Regions from separate parts of the Homo sapiens genome. Here all the other regions are linked to region 2. Evidence: chromatin contacts called from ENCODE Hi-C or POLR2A ChIA-PET data. All regions are on one chromosome and are shown on one strand. The core of a region is the stretch at or near the end of the contact, and the rest is flanking DNA. Distances in the headings are between cores, read along the strand shown. Region 1 holds the start of MBD5 (methyl-CpG binding domain protein 5). Region 2 holds the start of FLJ46875 (a long non-coding RNA gene). Region 3 holds the start of RBM43 (RNA binding motif protein 43).

Region 1 (4,351 bases), core at 722-3,221, 8.3 Mb before region 2:
ACAAAGAAAATTTTAAAGCACAGGAGTCTAGTTTTGATTCCATCGGACATGATTACCGTACACAATACAGAAGATACTAAGGGCTAAGCAATGATGCATAAACGGGGTCCACTGCCCAAACTTACAGAAAGCAAAACGTGGAAAATTAGTAACTTTAACTGATAGTGTACACCTAAAGAACCTACACCGGCCGGGCGCGGTGGCTCACGCCTGTAATCCCAGCACTTTGGGAGGCCGAGGCGGGAGGATCATTTGAGGTCAAGAGATCGAGACCAGCCTGACCAACATGGTGAAACCCCGTCCCTACTGAAAACACAAAAAAATTAGCCAGGCGTGGTGGCACATGCCTGTAGTTTCAGCTACTCGGGAGGGTGAGGCAGGAGAACTGCTTGAACCCAGGAGACAGAGGTTGCAGTGAGCCGAGATCGCGCCACTGCACTCGTCTGGGAGACAGAGCGAGACTCCGTCTCAAAACAAAAAACAAACAAAAAGAACCCACCCAACAGAATTAAGTACCAACATAATAAATACGAAGAATTTTAGATTCTTGGTTTTTAAAAAACATACAAAGATGATATTCCTTCAAAATATCTTTACAAAACATATTGAGACTGTGATGCTTTATATTGATTGTATGAAAACAATGAAAAAGAACCAGCACTGTTTCACTATAAAAGCTTTACTAATGTAAATTTATAAATCCTTTCTTAAATATTTTGAGTTAATTCTAATTTTATGATAGAAATTCATTATTTTCAGCAAAAACAGCTGGCATTTGGGAAACCAAAGGCTCAAAAACTAAGAATAGTAACCAAAGAAACTTGACAAAACAGTCCTTTTAAAACTCTCATCTACACTATAAGGGGAAACTTTGATCACGTCCCTTCTCCTTCATCAATCGTAGAACTCAACATTAAGGACTACACAATCCCACATCCCTCTCCGAGAAAAAGCAAAGGCTTTGTGTTGTAGCAACAACGCAAGACATGGAGGGAAGCTCCACTCAAGACTTCCCTGCCTGCTCCTTCCCCAAAGCCACTCCAGAATACCAGGGAGGGTTGAGAGGTAAGGCATGAAGGGCGCAATATCCAATATGAGCAACGCGTGTGATGCATCTGGTCAAAATGCATACAGAGGACTTGTCTCTGTCCCTAGATAGAAGTCCTCCGTCCTGCAGTCATGAGGGTCAATTGCTGAGGCTTCACAGTTCCCTTCTCTCTTACACTCGGACCGTCACGCTCCTCACCTACTACCCCGATGCAGAGGTAGACTCAGGATCCCTGCACTTGTCAAGGATTCCTCGGCAAGCTCACGGGGCGGGAGTGGCCACAAGACGGAGCTCGCCTGGTCCTGGCCTTCCCGGCCTATACAAGCCTGCCCCCTTCCCAATTCCCAATCTCCACAGCCTTCCATCCTCCCACTTTCGATTCACCTTGCGCCACCGACGCCCCTGGCCTTCGTTTGCAGCAAGTTTACCCCCACCATTACCTCTCGCATAAAAGCCTGCATTTACCAGGTCAAAGAGGGGAACCAACGCCTGCAGGAATCGCTTCACCGAATCGCCTGGCCGCGTCCTCTGCTAGACTTCACCTGCCGCTGCGGACCGTACACAACCACTCCCGGCATGCCCCGCGCACGCACTACCTCTCCCACCCCGCCCCTCTCCCGCCCAAACACGTGACCTCCTTTCGTCTCCGTCCACGCCCACTTCCGTTCCTCCACTTTCCCTTAGGAAGGAGGAGGGAGCTGGGGGTGTTAAAAGCGTAGCGACTTCCTCCTCCTCCCCGCCCCCGCTCCTGTACCTCCCGCTACAATGTCTTCCGGGTCGCTAGCGCCTCGACGCCTTCTGGGAAAATAGCTCATTTCCTCCCCTCCCCCTCCTCCTGCCTTCAACCAACCAGCCACCCGTCAGAGAGGGACATGCGCAGTGAGTGCCTCCCGTCTCTTCTACCCGAACCCCCCCTCCCCCCCAAGCAGAGAGACCCCAGCAGCAGCAGCAGCTGATGATGAAGAGAGAGGCAGTGGCAGAGGGGGGGCACCTTTTATTTCTATTTTTAAAGGGACAGGACACTAATTCTACCCCACTTCAACCTTGAATTCAGGGGGGTGGGGGGAAGGCGGCTGAGTTCCTTCCCCCACCCTCCAGCCCTGAGCCCTGAGAGGGGGATTGAGCCTGAGAGAGGAGAAGGAGTTTCTTCTTCTTCGAAAACCCCCATCCACGACTCCTACCCCCTCACCCCTCCAACTCGCCTCCCTCCCTCCACCCTCCTCCTCTTTGGCCGTGAGAGGAGGAGAGAAAGAAACCAAAAGCCTCTTAGCAACACAGACCCTTTGCTGCTGCTGTTGCTGCTGCTGCTGCTGTTGCTGCTGCTGCTGCTACTGCTGCTGCTGCTACTGCTGCTGCTTGGCCCTGGCTGGAGACATCTCACTACACCCAGGAGCAGCCACTTCCCCAGCTCTCCTCCTCCTCCTTCGCCTCCTCCTCCTCCACTCCCCCCCTTTATTACCCTTTGTGTCATCCTCCACAGCTCCAGGGAAGGCACTCAAAAGTGGGGGGCAGGAAAGGTAAGTGTGTCTGTGGGGGCTTCATTGCCTTCCTCTGGCTCTGACTTTCACTCCGGGGCAACAGTAGCACCAAACCACATACGCAGTGGAGCTCCGGGGTGAGGAGGGGGTGGTGCTGGGGGGGGTGAAGGAGGGGTTGGAGTAGGGAGGGGTGTGTGAGGTGGGGTGCCCATCCTGTCAGGGGAGGAAGGGCACTTTTATTTTTATTTGCTGTTGTCAAAAGTGGTTTCTCTCCTCCATCTAACATCTGATTGTGTCTTGCTCCAGTGGGGGAGAATACAAAAACAACCCCCTCCTTCCTCCAATGAGGCGCCAGGGAAAGAGACAGAAAGAGGCACACTTTCTAGATGTCACTTAAAAAAAATTCATTGGAGAGCTCTTTTTCTCCAGGAAAAGCTCCACTGCATTTGTTTCTGAGTGGGAAAATGTCGGGATCTGGATTGTATTGGAACTGCTTATCCATTTGTAGACCTGAGTGTTTTCCCCTTTTTGGTCCTGTATGAGATTTGGATATTGACTTCAGTGTTGGAAGACTTGATTGGTTTTTGCTTTAAGGGTTTCATTTTCCATTTTTTCGTTTTGTCTGACTTCCATGGAAAATTTCAAATTTTTAGTTGGTAGAGGCCTTTGGTTAGGTTTTGACTTGCATTATTGCTTTTTTTTTGGTTAAATGTCTGTTTCATATATCAGTATATAAAGTCCAAAGCTCTAAAATGCTTAAAGTTTAAATGCCACTGCTATTGTCTGTTCCCACATACGTTCCTGATACTTATTTTCCATATGATGAGAATATTAGCTATTTTATAATTAATCTGGGTATATTTGTAATCTTTGTAACTTGTCTGAACAAGTAATCCCCATTGAAAACTTTATGTTGTTCTGGCTGCATGGAAGGCCAAACCTCTCCATCAATAGTTTGCTGGATTGGTACCACTTTCAGTTTTAGCTGAATTATTTATTTACTGTTGTAAATTGAGATGAGTTTTTCATCTCAATTTCTCTTGGGGTTCTGAACCAAATTGCCCACTGTATGTAAAAGTACACAAATTTCTAAAATATGTTTTCATGAGTCAAAGAAATCATGAACTTATAGTTAGTATATTAATTTCAGTTAGCTATAAATTGAAAGGTAAATCCAGATTTAAGTTTATGGAATAACAATATTGATAAAAATCACTTCATTTTTGTATAATGTGTTCTTAGTGCATAGCTTTAAAATTCAGTGCTGTATTTTATTTCACAAATGTTAGAAAGTATGTTTCTGATGTAGGCCTTTTACTAGGGCTTATATTGGAAAGTGTTATTTTGTTTCATATATACATTTCTTTATTCTTTCCTTGAAGATGGATGCACACATGCATATACACACACTCTCTTTCGCTCGCTCTCTCTCCCTCACACCCTTTTTTTTTTTTTTGTAACTGCATTGGTATCTCTGATCCCATAATTTATGTCAGCAAAAAATATTCTTCTGTAAAGCAGCAATTTTGTGATCAGACTGGCAATATGAAAACAGCAATTTGATCAACTAGAAAGGATTGAAGAAATATAAATCTAGAAGGATATTTGGCAAAAATATTATAAAGACATGATAATACTTCTAATTTTTTATTTTCTTGATGGTTAAAGCTAAAACATATATTTTAGTGACAGTGAAGCATTGCATATGTAGAAACTTGTTCTGTAAAATTTTAATTATCAACTGTGTGCAAAAGTAGACATTTACATACCGAAATAAAAAAGCTTTATAGCAGTAAACAATATGATCTTATTTCCCTTCTGTTAT
Region 2 (4,131 bases), core at 153-2,652:
TTTCAAATAGTTAATGAATAGATTTAGGAGCTATACTGAAACAACTAGCAGAAAATACATTTTCTGGAGTTCTTTAATTTTGTACGCTTAAAAGTATGGTGTTCCTAAAGATGGCTAATTCTTGTTGAAGTAAGTAGCTCTGGAAGTCATATTTTCCATTTCTCCATACTTCATCTATTAATCAGTTGACTGGCAATTTCCGACACCAGTTTTGCTAAACTTTATAAATTTTGCTTCCTCCAGAGGTAGGAGGGGGAAGGAGATGGGCAATACAGAAACAGATTTTACAGCCAGAATATGACAGGGCCCCTTAAACTACAAATAGATGTAGAATTTTAAATGTAGCTCTGTAGTTCAATTTATACCACAGAAATTGCGAGATGCTATCTTCCTGTTGTTATAACGTATCAGGTCAAGGGATATAAATTGTACCAGGTAATTCATTTTGCTGTTCAGAGAGTCATTAAGTTCCTCCCAGAATATATGTGATTGATATCCCTGGAGGTGAAAGGCTAAAGGAACCATATGGCAACATGTTGCATTCCGTATGCTATCTGCCCATCCGTGCTTAAGCTGTCATTAGCAACATCTGTACCTTACGGAAATCCAGCTGCGCCGACGACGGCTGACGGAATTGTACTTGGGGGGAAAATCTAGCTTAGCGCCATTAACTTGAGACTTAGAGTCTATCTACCAGGACGGATGGAAGCTTTCACAATTAGACGAGACGACACGAATGCTTTATTAAAGTTTAATTTTGAACTCCCAATTAGCGAAAGTGCATTACAAATCGATTGCAATTTCCTAGAAGGTGCAGCAAGTTCTCTGCCTGCCTGCCACGTGCGAGACGCTCCACAGCGAGCTTCCCCAGCTCCGGGCAGCAGAAAGGGGATGGTTCAGAGCCGATCTCCGCATCCCAGGAAGTCCCTAAAATCCGCGCCAGCCCCTCCTCCCGCAGGGCGGGGGCGTCCACGGCGCGAACCCGCCAGAGGTGTAGGGGGAAGTGTGGGGGGCTGGTCCGCAGCCTTCGAGGGGTGGGGCGACAGGAGCGAGCGGCCGGGGGAGGAGAAAAAGGCGGGCGGCGGGAGAGGGGGCCTCTATTATCTCGGCTTCTCGGGAGGAGCCTCATCTAGTCAGTCACGCAGAAGTTTCTCTTTCGCTCTTCGCGCTACACACCCAGATTGGCTTCCAGCGCGCAGGCGAGTGGGGCGAAGGAGGGGGGACAGGAGTCCCGGAAGGGCCGTCCGGCGTTCACACCCACCCCTGTTCCGCTCCTCCCGCCCCAAACAAAGTCCCCCGACTCTAGGTCCAGGATACGTTACCTGCCCGGCGCTCCCGGCCCCTCGGTCACCGCATCCCCCGCTGGGCGCGCCTGGTACGGGTCCCGCTCCCCGGGGCTCACAAAGTGGTCGCCCCTGGCTGGGCGGCTGGGTAGATGCCCCTCTCTGGACATGTTGGGGCGGTTTTTGGGGTGGAGGGAACGCGGGAAGTGAAAGCGGAGGCTGGGACAAGGGGAACTTACTGATAAAATGGAAAAAAAAAAAGCCCACAGGGCCCAGGTCCTGGCCGGGGGCGAAAGAGGCCTGTTACCTTTCGGGGGGTCGCGGCCGACCAAGAAGGGAGCCGGGGAGTCGCCCGCCCCCCTCCCCCGGCCCCCGGCCCCCGGCCCCCGGCGGCTGCGGCAGCTGCACACAGAAGCCCATTGTCGCCGGCGTCCGGCGCGCAGCCCCGCGGACTCGGCCCCGCGGCCAAGCGCGTCAGCGGCCCCGTCAGCCGGGCCGGGCTCCGTGACGCGCGCGCAGCCCGCGCTATAAATAACCTGCCGCCGGGCGGCTCGGGCGGCTTTCCAGTGACGCTGGGGCGGAGGCGCGGTAGGAGGAGGGCGAAAGGAAACAATAAAACCGCCCGGCAGCCTCCCAAGTCTCCCTCCTCCCTTCCCAGGCCGCCCGCGGCCCTTCGCGTCGAGCTCCTTTTTCCCCGCCCCGGCCCGCCCTGCGGGGAGCGCGGTTCGCGGGTGGGAAGGAGCCCGGCGTGCTGGCGTCCCCGAGTGCTGCCGGGGCCCCGGGGCGGGAGGGGGTTTTTCCCGCACCCTGGGATGGCGAGGAGGGAACTTGGCGACAAGTTTAGTGAGGGGATCGCTGTGTTCCTTTCTAGTCCAGTTAAAATGACCCGAGCTTTTCCCGCTCCCTCACACACCTATTCTAGTACAGGTCGGATGTGTTTTTGGGGTAGTAAGTCCTCAACCGAAAACAAAAGCGAAAAACCTGTCGTCTTCAACGTAAGCATTATCTAGGTTTTTGTGGGGCCAGGCTTGCATTAGTGTTTTCATTCGGGGGGTTGTATTATAGAAAGGGTGCCCCGTAGTAGCAGCGTGAGGAAGGGTTCCAGGACCCAGGCTGTCAGCTCCGGTGCATTTACAGGTCTTTTTGCCGTAGAATTTAGCATAGGCCTGAAACATGGCATAAATGAACTTTCTAAAAGTCTATAATCTCAACGTTAAAGAGCTTACTTTTTAACTCTGGACTTTAATAAAGGCTCCCACTTTAAAAGGGGCTTTCTCTATAGGAAAGTATTAATATTTTTGTGGAGACTCTCACTGCTACCTTCCATACTCAGGCAATTCTGTCACACACCCTGACACTTGTCCTACTCATTAAGGTACCCACATACAACTGGAGGTAATCTGTTTTCTTGGACCAACAATTAATAGACTATAAAACTGTATTTCGTCTTGAGCAAAATGTCTCAGCTATGAACATGTTTTCTGAGGTTCTGATATAGACATAGATAAAAATTTGCAGATGCAAGCAAGGTGTTGCAGTGACTTGGCATGGTTAGAGTGAGTTACTAGTGTTGGGGGAAATGGTTCTTAGTTCACTAGTGAGGCAAAGTGGTATAGTAGAAGGTTCTCTGAGCTGGGGTTTAGAAGATAAAGAAATTTGAGTTTTAATTATGTCTTCACTGTACTTTTCTGTGCCACCTTGCAGAAACCACGGCCTTTCTCTGCCGCACTTTCTTCATTAACATTAAGGACTGATAGTTCCTTTTCTACCCTTACATTCTAGGATGTTAAAGGATATTGTGTCCAGGGATAAAGTTTTATCAAATAAACATAAGCACCCAGTGTCTCATGGGAGACAGGTAACAAATGTAGATTAATTTGGTGTTCTGACATTTTAAAATTTTGTACATCTTAAAATATATTAGGGCCACTTCAGGAAAATAATGAATTAAAATATACCATTAAAACTATTTTAAGAGGAAAAACTAGTCACAGTCTGCCTCATTTACAGGACAGCAGACATATTTACAGTCTAATGATGTCACAGGCCCTTTCCAACACCACGTTTTCTCATGTGAGCAAATGGATTATGGGTAGCAAAATGCAATGAGATCACTTTCTCCAATTTTGCTCCCATTTCTGGTTTGTGTGGTTTTTAAAAGGAATGTTTCCGTTGAAAGACACTGAATTGTTTATCACTAAGTGGTGTTATTGAGACAAGGGAAAGTTTTCTGATTTATCAGTCAGAATATGCTTTATTCTTCTTTCTTCAGGTTGGTGAATCAGAAAACATAAAAGTGGCAAAATAAGTTTAGAGCCAAAACATTTGCTTCATATAGTCACCGCCAAAGTGTGATCACAACTAAAAGTTAACCAATATTTTTCCAGTTCCAAAAGCACATCTGTCTCTCTTTCCCATAAAATGTTTGATATGTCTAATTTAACTTAGCCTTAAGGTTCTTTCTTCTGCTCCTTATAAAGAGGTATTTTTCTTTCACTGCTATTTTCCTGAAACACTGAGCTTCTCTCATAATTTTAAATTAAAGCCCTTTTGCTTACTTCTTATCCCTTTTTAACGTGATGTTCCATTTTCCATTATCCCTGCCCTTAAAAATTTAATAGGATGAGAACTAGCATATATTGGCGAAATTTGAAACATGCCCGATTTTAGAGGGGAGGGAGGAAACAAGATTAGCTTTAGAACCAGTAGAAATACAGTAAAACAACCAGTTTCCTCAAAACTAACAAAAACAAAAAAATCATAACGAAATTCGTGAAATAGGGGACTGAAAATACGGAAAATATTTTATCTGGATCTCATTGATAACATAAAGCTTGTTACAATTTTT
Region 3 (4,153 bases), core at 866-3,365, 5.1 Mb before region 2:
AAAAAAGGCATAAAGAAAAACTTTATTTTTCTAAGTGAAGCACTAGGGAGAAATAGAAGATTCACTCACTGCATTTGTTTTTATTTCTTTTGGGAGATCTTTTTCTTTTCTTGTTTTTTGTTTGTTTGTTTGTTTTGAGATGGAGTCTAGCTCTGTCACCTACGCTGGAGTGCAGTGGCGCGATCTTGGCTCACTGCAACCTCCACCTCCCGGGTTCAAGCGATTCTCCTGCCCCAGCCTCCTGAGTAGCTGGGACTACAGGCATCAGCCACCATGCCCGACTAATTTTTGTATTTTTAGTAGAGATGGGGTTTCACCATGTTGACCAGGCTGGTCTCAAACTCCTGACCTCGTGATCCGCTCCCCCCTCGGCCTCTCGAAGTCTTTTTTTTTTTTTAGACAGCGCCTCGCTCTGTTGCCCAGGCTGGAGAACAATGGCGTGATCTTGGCTCCCTGCAACCTCCGCCTCCTGGGCTCAAGTGATCCTCCCACCTCAGCCTCCCCAGTAGCTGAGACTACAGGTGGATGCCATCACGCCCAGCTAATTTTTGTATTTTTAGTAGAGACTCCTGACCTCAAGTGATCCGCCCTCCTTCGCCTCCCAAAGTGCTGGGATTACAGGCGTGAGCCACCGTGCCGGGCAGGGAGATCATTTTCTGCACCCCAACAATATCAAAGAAAAACATGCAATCAATTTAAACTCAGGAAATCTTACTTCAGCTCTATGCCCTCATTAGTACTAATACCATATTTCTTTATTCGAATGTCTACTGGTAATTTATCTTTAAAATCAAAGAAACTTCTCCCTGAACCAGTATTTTTAGAAGAAAAAAACATAAAGATGTAAATTTTGTTTGGTAAGAACTAGTTTCTATGAATCATCTAATGAATTAGTACTTCAATGACTTGCCAATATTTGTCCTTAACTCCCTTTCATAGGTTGGAGAAAGTATGGCTAACATAGATAATTTTACTGAGGTCAATTATGAATAATGAGGGTTGTTCATCTCTTCTACCCACGATTAAGATAAAGAAATGCCTAGAGAAAGACAGTCCTTTCAAGGACTTTGAAACGAGCAGCTTTTAGCCAAGACATACTAACGTGATGGCGCATTTCCTTGCATCAGTATTGTGTTATAACAGACTTGGCCATCTTATCAGAAAGCAAAAAGTATATAGCAAAACTTTACTTTTGTAAGTAAGGCATTGGGAAGAAACAGAAGATTCATTGACTGCATTTGTTTATATTGATTTTCTCAAAATCAGTTGTTTATTTTCAATGACGACGCCTCTACCGCCACCAGGTCAACAAAAACGTACTTGCTTTTGCATTTCCGGGACTCTAGCATTTCAGAGCAGGAATTAAAGGCCTTGCCAAGGCTTTTAAGCGATTGATGGAAACAAAACAAAACACAGAAGGATAAATTTTGAATTTGCTAAGACAAGAATTCGCACCAAGGCAGACATAAGACATGAGGATGTCTTCCTGACTTGCGTCCTTGGCTCGAATCGTTCTTATTAGCCCTTTTCAAAAGGCAGCTGTGACCTCCATTTCTGGCTAATCAGGCCACTTTTGTTCCCCCCGAGGCGTGGGAGGACAACAGTTAAGCCCTAACAGCCTGCGAAGCAGCTCCTCGACGAACGGCGGCGTCCCCGTCGCCTGGGCAGTGGGTGTGGGAGGTGACAGCCTAGTCCTGAGCCTCTGGAGCGGGCCTATACTGCACCGCCGTACGTGAATTTCAGGAGCGCGCAATGCCGCCACCTGGGAAGGGTGCAGCGAGGCTGACCTGAGTTTGCCCGCCGGGGTGGACGGCTCTCCGGGGCCCCCGGGGTCCCTGGGGCCCCTCCGTGCGCCGCCCCCTCCCGCGCAGCCCTGCACCCTGGCCCGTCGCGCCCGGTTCCGCGCCCTTCTAGGGGACCATGGCGACGGTACAGGCACGGACCTGCACCGCAAAACCCAAAGCAAAAGCAACTTGCCATGGCGGAGGGGAGACGCGCCCTCAGCGGCCGCAGAAAGCCCACAACCAGCGGAACGCAGGCGATGGGGAGAGGAGCGAGCAGGCAGGTTTTGGTTTCGTTTTTTGTTCCAGCTCCCTTGGAGGCTACGAAGAAAAGGGCGGTCCTTCCACCCGATCCGGCTGTTCTGCGACCTCGTGGCCTCTGAGTGGGAGCTCGGACTCAGGAGTGCTGTTGCCAGCGCCTGCCCAGACGCCCTCCGTAGTTTTGCAACTTGTGGAAGCACTCTGGAGAGAGGCCGAGAGGATTCCTCGACAGGAAATTTGGGAATTCTCTGGGTGATGCATCAGTGATTGCAATTTTGTTTTTACCCGTTTTGCTAAGCAGCAGCAACAACGGCAGAGTTGATTTAAAAAAAGAAAAAACGCAAAAAGGGAAAACACATAGTAGGTGGTGGCCGCTTCCTGTGTTGATACTGGGGGGCTACGCTTTTCCTAACATCAATCATCTCGTAGTTGCAGAGAGCCCTAGATGTCATGATAGTTTTGAATCGCATGCATTATCATGTAAGGGAGTTAAATATCTTGCATGCATGCTCTCTTCTGTGTTTATATATTCGATGCCATGAAATTGAAGGGCATGTGGCTAAAACCTTTTTACTACATGAAACTTTACAACACTTTTGAAAACATTTCAATTTGGTTGATGCGCACTGTAATATTTCTCCAGATAACTGTCCAAAATTTTCCATGGAGAAGGCTTTTATCCTCATTAGTTGCTGGCCTCAAACTAACCATCTAGGATATTAAACTTCTGCCAGAATTTTACATCCAGCTACCTTTACTTTTTAGAACGTATTCTCTATCATGTTATTGATATCAATTTCTACTTCACACAGATGGTTTTTTACAACAGCAAATCAAGTTTTTCTAACATCAGTTTTAAAAAGCCCTGCACTCAGTGAAATCTGGATGTCTTTCCTACGCCCTTATTATCTGTCCAGACTTCTTCCCCTTCCCCCACCGCTCACCTGGGCCTTTTCCTCTGCACAACCTACCCCAGTTCCCCAACCCCCACCTCAACCCCCAACGCCGTGTTGGTCACCTTCCCAGCCCAGACCAGGAGCCCTCTTGGACCTCTGCCGGGTGCTAAGGACACAGGATGAGAGCGCCAGGTCCCTGCCAGCAGAGAGCTCACCACCTTGTCCATGCCTTAGCACAGGAACCCCGAATGGCGCCTGTGGGGACACAGGGAATCTCTGGACAAACTTCAAAATCAAATCAATGAATGCATGAAGAACAAAGGTAGATGGCTAGCAGATATGAAGAAACCCAATCCCACTCCTAAGAAATGTAAATTGAAATAATAAGATACCATTTTTCACAACTAGATCTGCAAAACCAGAAAGTGTTAGCCTGAATGTAAGCATCAGAGTTGCTGCAAGCATAGATGGATGCAAATACTTCTAAAGATTTTTATCAAAATGTAAAGTGCAAAAAAATGTAAAATGCACATATTCTTAGTCTCAGCAATTCTACTTTTAGAACTGAACTTGAAGTTATAGTGCGCAAATGGCACTAAGATATTGTATAGAAATTTTAGTTGTACATTGCTTGAAATACAGGTAGTAATAATTTTTTTATAAACTGGGATCCACCTAGTTTATCATTGGATGGAGCTATTTGTTATACGGCTGATGATATATCAGTAAGGCACAAGGCTATGAAGATTTTAAAACAGAATGAGGTAGGGGGAAGTGGCTCCCGCCTGTATTCCCAGAACTTTGGGAGGCCAAGGTGGGCGGATCATTTTGAGCTCAGGAATTCAAGACCAGCTTGAGCAACATGGTGAAACCCGTCTGTACTAAAAATACAAAAATTAGCCGGGCGTGGTGGCACACACCTGTAATCTCAGCTACTCGGGAGGCTGAGGCTAGAGAATCGCTTGAACCCGGGAGGCAGAGTGAGCCAAGATCACACCACTGCACTCCAGCCTGGGCGAGAGAACAAGACTCTATCTCAAGAAGGAAAAAAAAAAAAAACAGCATGAGGTAGATCTGTATGTAATTCCCCAATTTATATTTTATCTCCAGATTTATATATCTAAGTGCCCACTTGAATGTCAAACAAGCATCTGAAATTTAACAAGTAGAACTCCAGAGCAAGACTCTGTCTCAAGAAAAAAAAAAAAAAACAGA

Evidence for each region. A loop is a pair of places that touch in the nucleus more often than their neighbours do. ChIA-PET counts read pairs that join two places held with the same protein, here RNA polymerase II (POLR2A). Pooled maps may share reads with other maps.
Region 1: a loop to region 2 is called in a pooled map, with 10 times the contacts of the local background. The contact joins the promoter of MBD5 here to the promoter of FLJ46875 in region 2. A Hi-C loop is called at or near these places in 1 of 37 single-sample maps with no recorded cell type and 6 of 50 pooled maps. POLR2A ChIA-PET finds 5 or more read pairs at or near these places in 1 of 52 experiments (activated B cell).
Region 3: a loop to region 2 is called in a map of CD8-positive, alpha-beta T cell, with 15 times the contacts of the local background. The contact joins the promoter of RBM43 here to the promoter of FLJ46875 in region 2. A Hi-C loop is called at or near these places in 2 of 168 maps with a recorded cell type or tissue (B cell and CD8-positive, alpha-beta T cell) and 8 of 50 pooled maps. POLR2A ChIA-PET finds 5 or more read pairs at or near these places in 1 of 52 experiments (CD8-positive, alpha-beta memory T cell).

Annotation. Positions count from the first base shown.
Region 1 is chr2:148,019,120-148,023,470 of GRCh38, forward strand. MBD5 (methyl-CpG binding domain protein 5) reads left to right here and starts at 1,972. Exons shown (of 14, transcript NM_001378120.1): 1 at 1,972-2,565. ORC4 (origin recognition complex subunit 4) reads right to left here and starts at 1,618. Exons shown (of 14, transcript NM_181741.4): 1 at 1,514-1,618. RefSeq lists enhancers at 1,263-1,860, 2,040-2,139 and a silencer at 1,530-1,689.
Region 2 is chr2:156,340,718-156,344,848 of GRCh38, forward strand. It overlaps FLJ46875 (a long non-coding RNA gene), which reads right to left and starts at 1,403. Exons shown (of 1, transcript NR_147695.1): 1 at 1-1,403. RefSeq lists enhancers at 308-863, 864-1,417, 2,625-2,684 and silencers at 965-1,064, 1,605-2,214.
Region 3 is chr2:151,259,748-151,263,900 of GRCh38, forward strand. RBM43 (RNA binding motif protein 43) reads right to left here and starts at 2,116. Exons shown (of 4, transcript NM_198557.3): 1 at 1,978-2,116. The coding sequence starts at 1,980. RefSeq lists a silencer at 1,660-1,929 and an enhancer at 1,970-2,199.